3 separate regions of the Homo sapiens genome follow, and regions 1 and 2 are each linked to region 3. The links are chromatin contacts, found by Hi-C or POLR2A ChIA-PET in ENCODE. All regions are on one chromosome and are shown on one strand. The core of a region is the stretch at or near the end of the contact, and the rest is flanking DNA. Distances in the headings are between cores, read along the strand shown. Region 1 has its middle 66 kb from the start of C4orf54. Region 2 overlaps C4orf54 (chromosome 4 open reading frame 54). Region 3 has its middle 22 kb from the start of C4orf54.

Region 1 (2,700 bases), core at 156-2,655, 44 kb before region 3:
AACTTATTGATGCAAATCAGTTTATAGAACCAAATCCAATTTTAAATCCATAGTGTCTTCATTGTTTATAGTTTACAAATCTCTTTCTATGGTTTAATATGAACATAAATAAATGCAGTAAAGTTATTTATTTATATTTTCTTTCCCTTGATGTTTTGATCTCATGATAATATAAAATCTCAGCATGCAGAAGTTCTTTAGTGAAATGTCCTTCGAAAATTCCCAGTGTCACTTAATGACATATAAATGGTTACAATACAAGCATTGGCTTTTTCCCATAAGACACACATTTTTCCTGTTACATAGGACCACCCATGTTCTGATTTGATCCCAGCCATAAAGCAAAAGGGAACAATCTTGCAGTAGTTGGCTCAGCCATCATGCCCATCCTTGCACAAAGCCAGACTGGAAACTTCATTCCAACATGAATACTAGGTTACCTTTCTTTTCCCAGGCTATACATCTCTTTGACTAGCTTTCTTCATGTATGAACACCAAGCCTCCTGGTGGTGAGGATGATTGAGGAGCAGGGAAATAAAAGCACACTAGATAAATCTCATTTTACAAATTATGAGGAAATCTGGGCTCTAAACTCTAACACAACATAAATTAGCTTATCCTGTTGGATTTTTATATAATTTTCTAGGGCCCTATATCTCATATTTACTAGTTTTAGTGATGTTAATGCTTATGGTTGTGCATGGACAGAGCTGTCTGATGGGTTTATAGGGAGGCTAACTCTGAAACACATACCAGACTGAGACTGCCCCTGTAACAATTCCAATAGACTTTCCAGGAAAAACCTCTTTCTAACCCAGAAAAAGCCCATCCTCTATTTTTTCTTTCATTGAGCTCCATCTAATGGCAATTGCATGCTTTTCAACAAGGAGAGAAATTCATGGCTTCCAGGTAAACAGTAAACTCTCTCAAGGGTGTCAAGGGAGCTGAGTTTGGGCTTTCTCAGTAACAGTAGTTAAGCCTTGGGGTTTATCATTTTCTGCATCAGGATTTTACTGATTGGACTGATTTCAGTTCAGGGCACACAGAAAGTCAATGCAAGAGAAAGAATATGCTTTTACTTAATCATATCATAAAGCAACGTACCCCTGGTGCACAGCTCCAAGACACATTTGTCAGAGCCATCCAGCTGTTTTAAATGCCAAGTCAGATAAGGAAATAGCTGGCTTGAGACAGAAGACTTCAGGCAGCCTCTAGAACAGCCCTTTACTGCATTGTTTTATAACACTGAGGCAATGTAGAAACGTGCAGAAAAATGCACACAGCAGTGGGTGTGCATTTCAAGATGAAAACAGTGAGAGCAAAGATCCATGACTCATTGGTCACTATACTGCTCATAGGAGTGGAGAGACCTGCAGTAACTGTTCCAAGGCTGTCATTCAGTAGCTGCTGAATGCACGCTCTGCTGAGTCACTGGCCTTGGCAAATCGTGTTGGCTGGGGCATGGTAGGCAGGTGATAGAGAAAAAAAAGCTGCTCTTTAAACTTAGCTGCTCTTTAAACTAAGTTAGTTCATTTTATAAGACACACTTTTAATTTTAGTACATCTCTTCTACTTCTTATGTTTGAGCCATTCAAACAATATTATAAATATTTTTACTTATAAATGTCTTGAATAATTACAAATAATCAGTCTCCAGGGAGAAGGAGACTGGCTTTTTCTTCTCTCCCACCAAATATGTAGATACATGCATACACACATATGCACACATACACACACAGATGTATACACACACACACTTACAACTGCCTGCCTAGGGAGAATTTGTGTTTTTTCCTCATAAATGCTGGTTTGGAGAAATTAAAGAATCCAATACTAGATATGGAATAGTACAGAAAAAATGAGCAAGACCCATCGAAGGCACCCCTGTCCCACATCTGTGACTAAAGGCCTCGGTTGTATACAGCGCTGTCCTTGCATTCAGCGTGAACTCAGGCTACCATTCGAGGTGGGCTCCTCTGGGAAGCATTGCCAGCTCCCACCTCAGGCCTTTACACCAACTTGCCTAATTGGAAAGATTTTCTATCCTCTGAGTGAGCCAATAAGTATTTCCGCTGAAAGGCTGTGAAAGGTGGGAATGATACATCCGGAAGCAGCTGTTTGAGTTCCAAAACACCCATCAGGCCAGCTGGAGTTCCCTTTATTGTCTGTTTGTTATTGAGATAAAGTTGCTCCTTATAGAAGAAGCCGGCTTCTCAAGGGCATTGCATTTCAAGTGTCTTACTATATTTACCCATGTCCAGTAGGAGTGACTTTGCTCTTCCAGTCAAAGGTGAATGATGATCACAATGCCTTGAACATAAAACATGACCTAAGGGCTGGGATGACAGTAAAAGAGAGGCCAAAAACGCAGTCATATATCTCCTTTCAATTTCAATTAATTTAGGATCATCCACCCAGCTCCCCAAACCAGATACTTCTTTAATATCTCTGCTACTGTTTTGTTTTTTGGCCATAATTTTTGTTAACAAGGAAATTCTTGTCCTGGGCAGCCTTCTCCTAGAGGGCAGTAGAATAGCAATTTCTGTAAGGAAATAAGGATTTAAAGAGAGAGAAAAAGTCTCTGTGTCCTTCTATACTGAACTTGTTGCCTCCCTTCGAAGTGCCAGATTGTTGCTCAGGAGGACTTTTGTAGCATCACAGGAATTGCTCCTTCACTTATAACCTTATTTCTTTACCCCT
Region 2 (2,700 bases), core at 82-2,581, 37 kb after region 3:
CATTAACTTATCCCAGATCAACACCTATTGAAATCCAGGCACTTGGAGCTCCGTGGCCCGTGCTCTTATAGATTACCCCCTTGCTCATTTATTTGTCTTATTCTCTGCTCGCTGGTCTCAGTTCTTTGTTGTAAATTGTCCCTCTTCTCTTATTTGTTCTTTGTGTCAGGACTTTCCCACTACCTAACTTCTCCAAAATTTTTCAGCCATTGCATTTTTCCTCTCGGCCACATCAGTACGTTAAAGGGTTAATTATATGAAACATTAAAGTCCTTGTGGATGGTGGAAAAGAACACAGTTGGAATTGACTGGCTGCCCTGCTGCTAATTTTCCAAATTTCTGTTTCATTCAGAGGAAATAGAATCTTCTGGCCGTTTTACTGCCGCGGAGGGGGTGTGTGTGTGTGTGTGTGTGTGTGTGTGTGTGTGTGTGTGTGTGTGTGTGTGTTGTGGCTTGGGGGAAAGGGCAGGGAAAGGGAATAAGGTAAGAAACTGACCCTGAATCTGTCAGTGTTAAGCATATACTAAAACTCTATGTGTGTTTTTCATTTGATTAAAAAACTAGCTGTCCTTAGAACATTATATGCCCCAAAAAGAAACCTGAGACAGCTTAAGGACTCCTAGGAGCTGTGGCTCCCAGAGGTAGGAGAATTTTTGTTTATGTAAAGCAGAAGAATGTGCGCTGTAAAGGTAAGGGTGAAATCTTCTTGGATGCCAGTGGATTAAAGCATTTTAGTTGAAGGGAAGCTGTGTGGCTTTTACTAAATCACAAGTACGTGTGCCTTGAAGTCAGGCAACCCCAACTCAGATTCTAATACTGTTACTTACTAGTCTAAGTAACTAGTCTTACTTACTAGTCACAGTGTAGTCCAGGCAAGTGACTTGTTGTCACTGAGCCTCATTTTCCTCATCTGTAAAATGGGGTACATTTCAGGAGAGTAGTGAAGACTGAATTATAAAACCATGACAGAAGACATAGCACATAGTACATTGCTCGTAGTAGGTGTTCAAGCTCCCTTGAAACTAGATCCTCATAAATGCCTCAGAATCCCCTTATCTTCTCAGGGCCCCTCACCAGAGCAGAAAATCAGCCCTTATCAATGCAGACTCCCAGGGTAAGCATCATGGACCTGTGCCCAGGATTGCTCTGTATTTCCCCAAACCGGAGGCAGTGCCCACAGCTCTGCAGTCCTCTTTGAGCTAGCTGGCTGATCTCTCAGGGCAGGCCAGTTGGCTGTGTGTCAGGGTACTCTAGTATCCCCCAAGGCCTTCCAGAATGTTATACAACTCTGAGCATAGCTTGCCAGCTGTGTGCGGTGATTTTCCCCTCTGTCTGGGCACAGGCCGGCGTGGAGAAAGGGAAAATCTGACCCAGCATCCCTGTTGAACTCTGTCATGTGTTCTGGTCCTAAAACCGTGGGAAGTCATCCAGTTAAACTCCCTGGTGACACAGGGTAGTCATCCCTTCATCTTTACTGACTTCTTCGTGATCCATTCTACTGCAGTAAATATTTGTGAGGCCTCTAACAGGTTAGCTATATTGGCGATTTTTATTACTTTTTCTTTAATAGGAATTGGGAGCAACTTTACTACTTTTCAATTTCAAACCAAATTCCTCTGAAATTAATGTAAGCAGAAGCGATATTCTGTGACTATCCAAAAAGGCAATATCTACACTATCAATCCCTAAATATGATCCTAGCAGATTGTATAACCAGATTTCTCCTTCATTTCTCAGACTATTACCGTCCTATAGTGCAATCTCTCTCGATTGTTTCTTTCTTTTCTCTCTGTTTCCCCTTAATGTCTTCTCACTGCTCAAGGAGTCTTTGCAAATCTTGCCTAGTGATAGGACTCAGTCAGAGTTGTTATCAAATCCTTGTATCCACATTGAAATTATTCTTCTCAGTCCCACATTTTCTTTTCTCCCTCTTGTAATTAAATTTTCTTTTCGTATTGCTGCTTTTTATGTCCTAAGGTAGAAAAACTTACATTTAGCAAATGAGAGGTCTCCAAATTCACAATGGTCCCTTTCATCTTGCAGGTCATTCCTCAATATAAAGTACAACACAATAAAATAAACATGGAGTGTATACATATAAGCTTAAAAATTATTCTTATAGACTTCTTTTTTAAAACACATATTTAAACAGGTTTGTTTCTAGATGACAGAATTAAAATGTCCCTTGCCTTGCTACTCTGAGTGCATATAATTGGCTAGATAGCTGTTATTTGATACTTCTTGGAGGTTATTTTTCACATGAGCCTTCTTAATCCCTAACAAATATTACCTGTAGGCCACTCTATTTCTGTTTTCATAATATTATGTTCAAATATCAACTCCCAAATGTTAAAAAAAACTTACTTAGGCAAAGTTCTGGTAGATATACTAGAACTTATATGGAGATAGAGAGAGAAGGCTAACCTTCAGCAAGCTTTTGAACATGTCAATGCTGTTCTAGAATGGATTTAACTAAGATAGGTTCTAACCAGTACATCTTATTTTGAACAAAATGTACTATGTGAATTTCCACATAATTTAAGTACTGGTCATTTGCTTTACAAGAATTCTCAGCATGGAGTTTACTCATTTAATAAGATTGATAACTAAATTTCAAATATTTCCATTTAGCTTAAATATTTCTGCATGCTAATATTAGAAACATATCTATTATAATATTTTATCTTTGCTATGAATGAT
Region 3 (2,700 bases), core at 184-2,683:
AAAATTGGCAGGGGGGATTTTTCTATAGTGGGATTCTCATCTTATAAATGCATGAAACACTAGTTTCCATTCATTTTGAAGATGGAATAATTGAGTACCTGAAGAATATACAAATAGTTGATAGGCACAAAAAGAGAAAAAGAAAAAGGGCAAAATACAAAAAAATCCACAAAATTTTAACTTCTTAACTCTCCTATTTTGTTCTGCCTATTGTTATCACTTCTTTCATTTTTAGCTAGCGTTATATAACACTTATTTCTTTTTTTTTCTACCTGCTTTCAGATTGAAAGATTTGTTTTCCAAAACTGTTATCCTAATTTGTTGAGTTGACTTGATAAACTGATAAAATAGAAATCTTCCAGAGAACAAACAAGCTTTGAAAGAAATAACAGGTGTTGAAAATGATGGGTGGAAGGGACCATGATTCACTGGGACTCTGAGGTTTCCTCTGCACAAAATCTAATGCAGTTGACCCTAATGTTGGGGGAAGCTGGTTTCATAGTGTCACCTCTCCAATATGCCACAAAGAGTATACTCTGCCCATTTGTGGTTATTCAGATTCCCACATCTCTCCCACCAGCATGGGGACCCCTTGGGCTAAAGTCAGCTTAAACCATCACATCCTCCCTTGGTGATCCCCGTGGCTTCCACTGGAGATCATGTTCCTTGGTTCCTGTCCTAAATCAGTGCTGAGCTTTGCACACTTGATGTGCTTTTTCTCCACTATCTTTTTTTAGGTGAGGGTGGACTGAAGTCCAAGGATCAGGTGCTGGCTACAGAACAGAGAGATTTAGTTTCTGTCAGGATCAAAGGTGAACATAAACCAAAAATAAGGTCAGTACCTCCACTGTTAGGGTCCTTTCAGACAATAAAACAGGATACATATTTATAATCTGTAAACACCACTCAGGAGAATTTGTAGCAAGCAATGCACTACCTTAATTTGATTGACCCAATCCTTTTTTTGACTGTGAAACTGTCCATGAGGACACAGGGCAGTGGTTCTCTGCAACCTCAGTTGGCATTTTCCAAGAACTGCAGAAACTTCAATCTTATCTTTGGTTAATCTTCTTTCATTCAACCTGCTCTGATTCAGAGATCTTTTTATTCATACTTTTTCTAAATCATTGAACAGGAATTGATTAAATATCAGATTTTAAAACAAAAAATAAATTTGCTGGGGGTTTTAACTGATAAAAGAAGGTCCAATAAGATATAAATAAATACATGCATGCGTGAAATTTTGGTGGAGGTGGCAATGTACTCCCCAGCAAGTAAACTGCAAACTCACAATGGTGTTTACTGAAGTGCACTATTTTTAGAAAAGGCAAGTCTAATAGAAGTTGGCTTTGAGAGCCATTTGATCCAGCCTTTCATCACTATGAGGTGGAGACGACTTTGGCAAGCCCTGAGCTGGGAGAAATCACCACCAGGGCTTCCACTGCACGAACCTCCGCCCTTGTGACCAAACATAGCCTTGCTGTTTCAGGAAGGTTTGCATAAAAAGGGATTGATTTTCATTTGATTCTGCAGATGGACTCCCGGAGCTAGCCTGGTGGAAAGGAAGAGAATAAAAAGGGCAAAAAAAATTCTTTGGCAGTTCTGGCCAGCTTCCAAATGCTTCAAGCTGCCAGCACAACTGGCTTAATCTGCTTCTTTAGAGCTGAAGACATGCTTAACTTTCAAGGCCAGAAACTCAAGACTTAATGAGGGATAATCTAAAATTCTGAATCTTTTTTTCTGGTAAGAAACAAAAACAAAAGAGAAAAAAAACAAGCTACCATTCTTGGACTCTTCTGCATTTAAAAATTTTTAATTGCAGGAATGGTGGTCATTCTCATTTAAAACCATTTTTAAAATAGTAAATATGCACAACATCTATAAGAAAGAATCCTCTTGCATGTGTTGTTATTATATGATTGGGTTAAAACTGTTTAAGACAAGAAAATATCTCCCTGAAATAAAATATATTGAACTTGATCTAAAATTGTTACTTTTTTGCAGACCATTTATCATGGGCAGGCATTAATTTTAGTTTAGTTACAAAGATGAAAGATCAATAAAACATATTCCCTATACTCAGGGACCTCACAATCTAGCAGGGGAAACACAAAATCATGAATATATAAAGATACGTCTCCAAATTTTCATGCAGTGTGAAGAGCATTATGTGAAAGATATGGGCAAGATGTGAAAACAAGATAAGGTAGCAACAAATTCAGCCTAGGTGGAGAGAAGTTGATTAAGGCTTCACTTGCATATTAATGTTTGAGCTGGGCTTTAAGGAAATATTATCTAACAAGTGTTGGAAGTGAGACCAGGACTAAGTGAGGACTTGGAAAGCACTTGCTAATGGTGAGGTCAGCTCTGTTCAGACAAGGGGGTTGGGCCACACACAAGATTGCACAGCTCCTACCACCTCGTCAGAGCTCCAACAGACTTCACCAGAACTGGAGCATTAGGCTTCTGACAGGGCTTCTTGCTTCACCCATCATCCTTCTATAGAAGACTTTTCTCCCCAGAGTTTTAAGATTCAATACTTTAATATATAAATCATTTATTTCTTAAACACATGTTTATAGAGTGCCTACTATATGTCAGGCACTCTACTAGACACTTGGAATACACCAGTAAACAAAACAGAAAACTCTGCCCTTGTTGAACTAATTCCCTGGCAGTGGGAGATAGTCTTACCATGAA

What was found. A loop is a pair of places that touch in the nucleus more often than their neighbours do. ChIA-PET counts read pairs that join two places held with the same protein, here RNA polymerase II (POLR2A). Pooled maps may share reads with other maps.
Region 1: a map of gastrocnemius medialis shows a loop between it and region 3 (4-fold over the local background). The contact joins two enhancer-like sites. A Hi-C loop is called at or near these places in 12 of 168 maps with a recorded cell type or tissue (Right ventricle myocardium inferior, cardiac septum, gastrocnemius medialis and 7 more) and 3 of 50 pooled maps. POLR2A ChIA-PET finds 5 or more read pairs at or near these places in 1 of 52 experiments (MCF 10A).
Region 2: a pooled map shows a loop between it and region 3 (2.3-fold over the local background). The contact joins two enhancer-like sites. A Hi-C loop is called at or near these places in 1 of 168 maps with a recorded cell type or tissue (testis) and 2 of 50 pooled maps. POLR2A ChIA-PET finds 5 or more read pairs at or near these places in 2 of 52 experiments (WTC11 and activated B cell).

The regions. Positions count from the first base shown.
Region 1 is chr4:99,722,421-99,725,120 of GRCh38, reverse strand. No RefSeq gene overlaps it. Among named protein-coding and RNA genes, the nearest start is that of C4orf54, 66 kb to the right of the region's middle. Within about 2 kb of position 1,405, at least 12 of the 41 ENCODE cell types and tissues checked have a DNase peak (open chromatin) inside an H3K27ac peak, as active enhancers do; they include gastrocnemius medialis, heart left ventricle, heart right ventricle and 1 more, where a contact is called at or near this core.
Region 2 is chr4:99,641,487-99,644,186 of GRCh38, reverse strand. The region is part of intron 2 of C4orf54 (chromosome 4 open reading frame 54); the gene reads left to right. Among named protein-coding and RNA genes, the nearest start is that of C4orf54, 15 kb to the left of the region's middle. Within about 2 kb of position 1,331, at least 10 of the 41 ENCODE cell types and tissues checked have a DNase peak (open chromatin) inside an H3K27ac peak, as active enhancers do; they include testis, where a contact is called at or near this core.
Region 3 is chr4:99,678,209-99,680,908 of GRCh38, reverse strand. No RefSeq gene overlaps it. Among named protein-coding and RNA genes, the nearest start is that of C4orf54, 22 kb to the right of the region's middle. Within about 2 kb of position 1,433, at least 9 of the 41 ENCODE cell types and tissues checked have a DNase peak (open chromatin) inside an H3K27ac peak, as active enhancers do; they include gastrocnemius medialis, heart left ventricle, heart right ventricle and 2 more, where a contact is called at or near this core.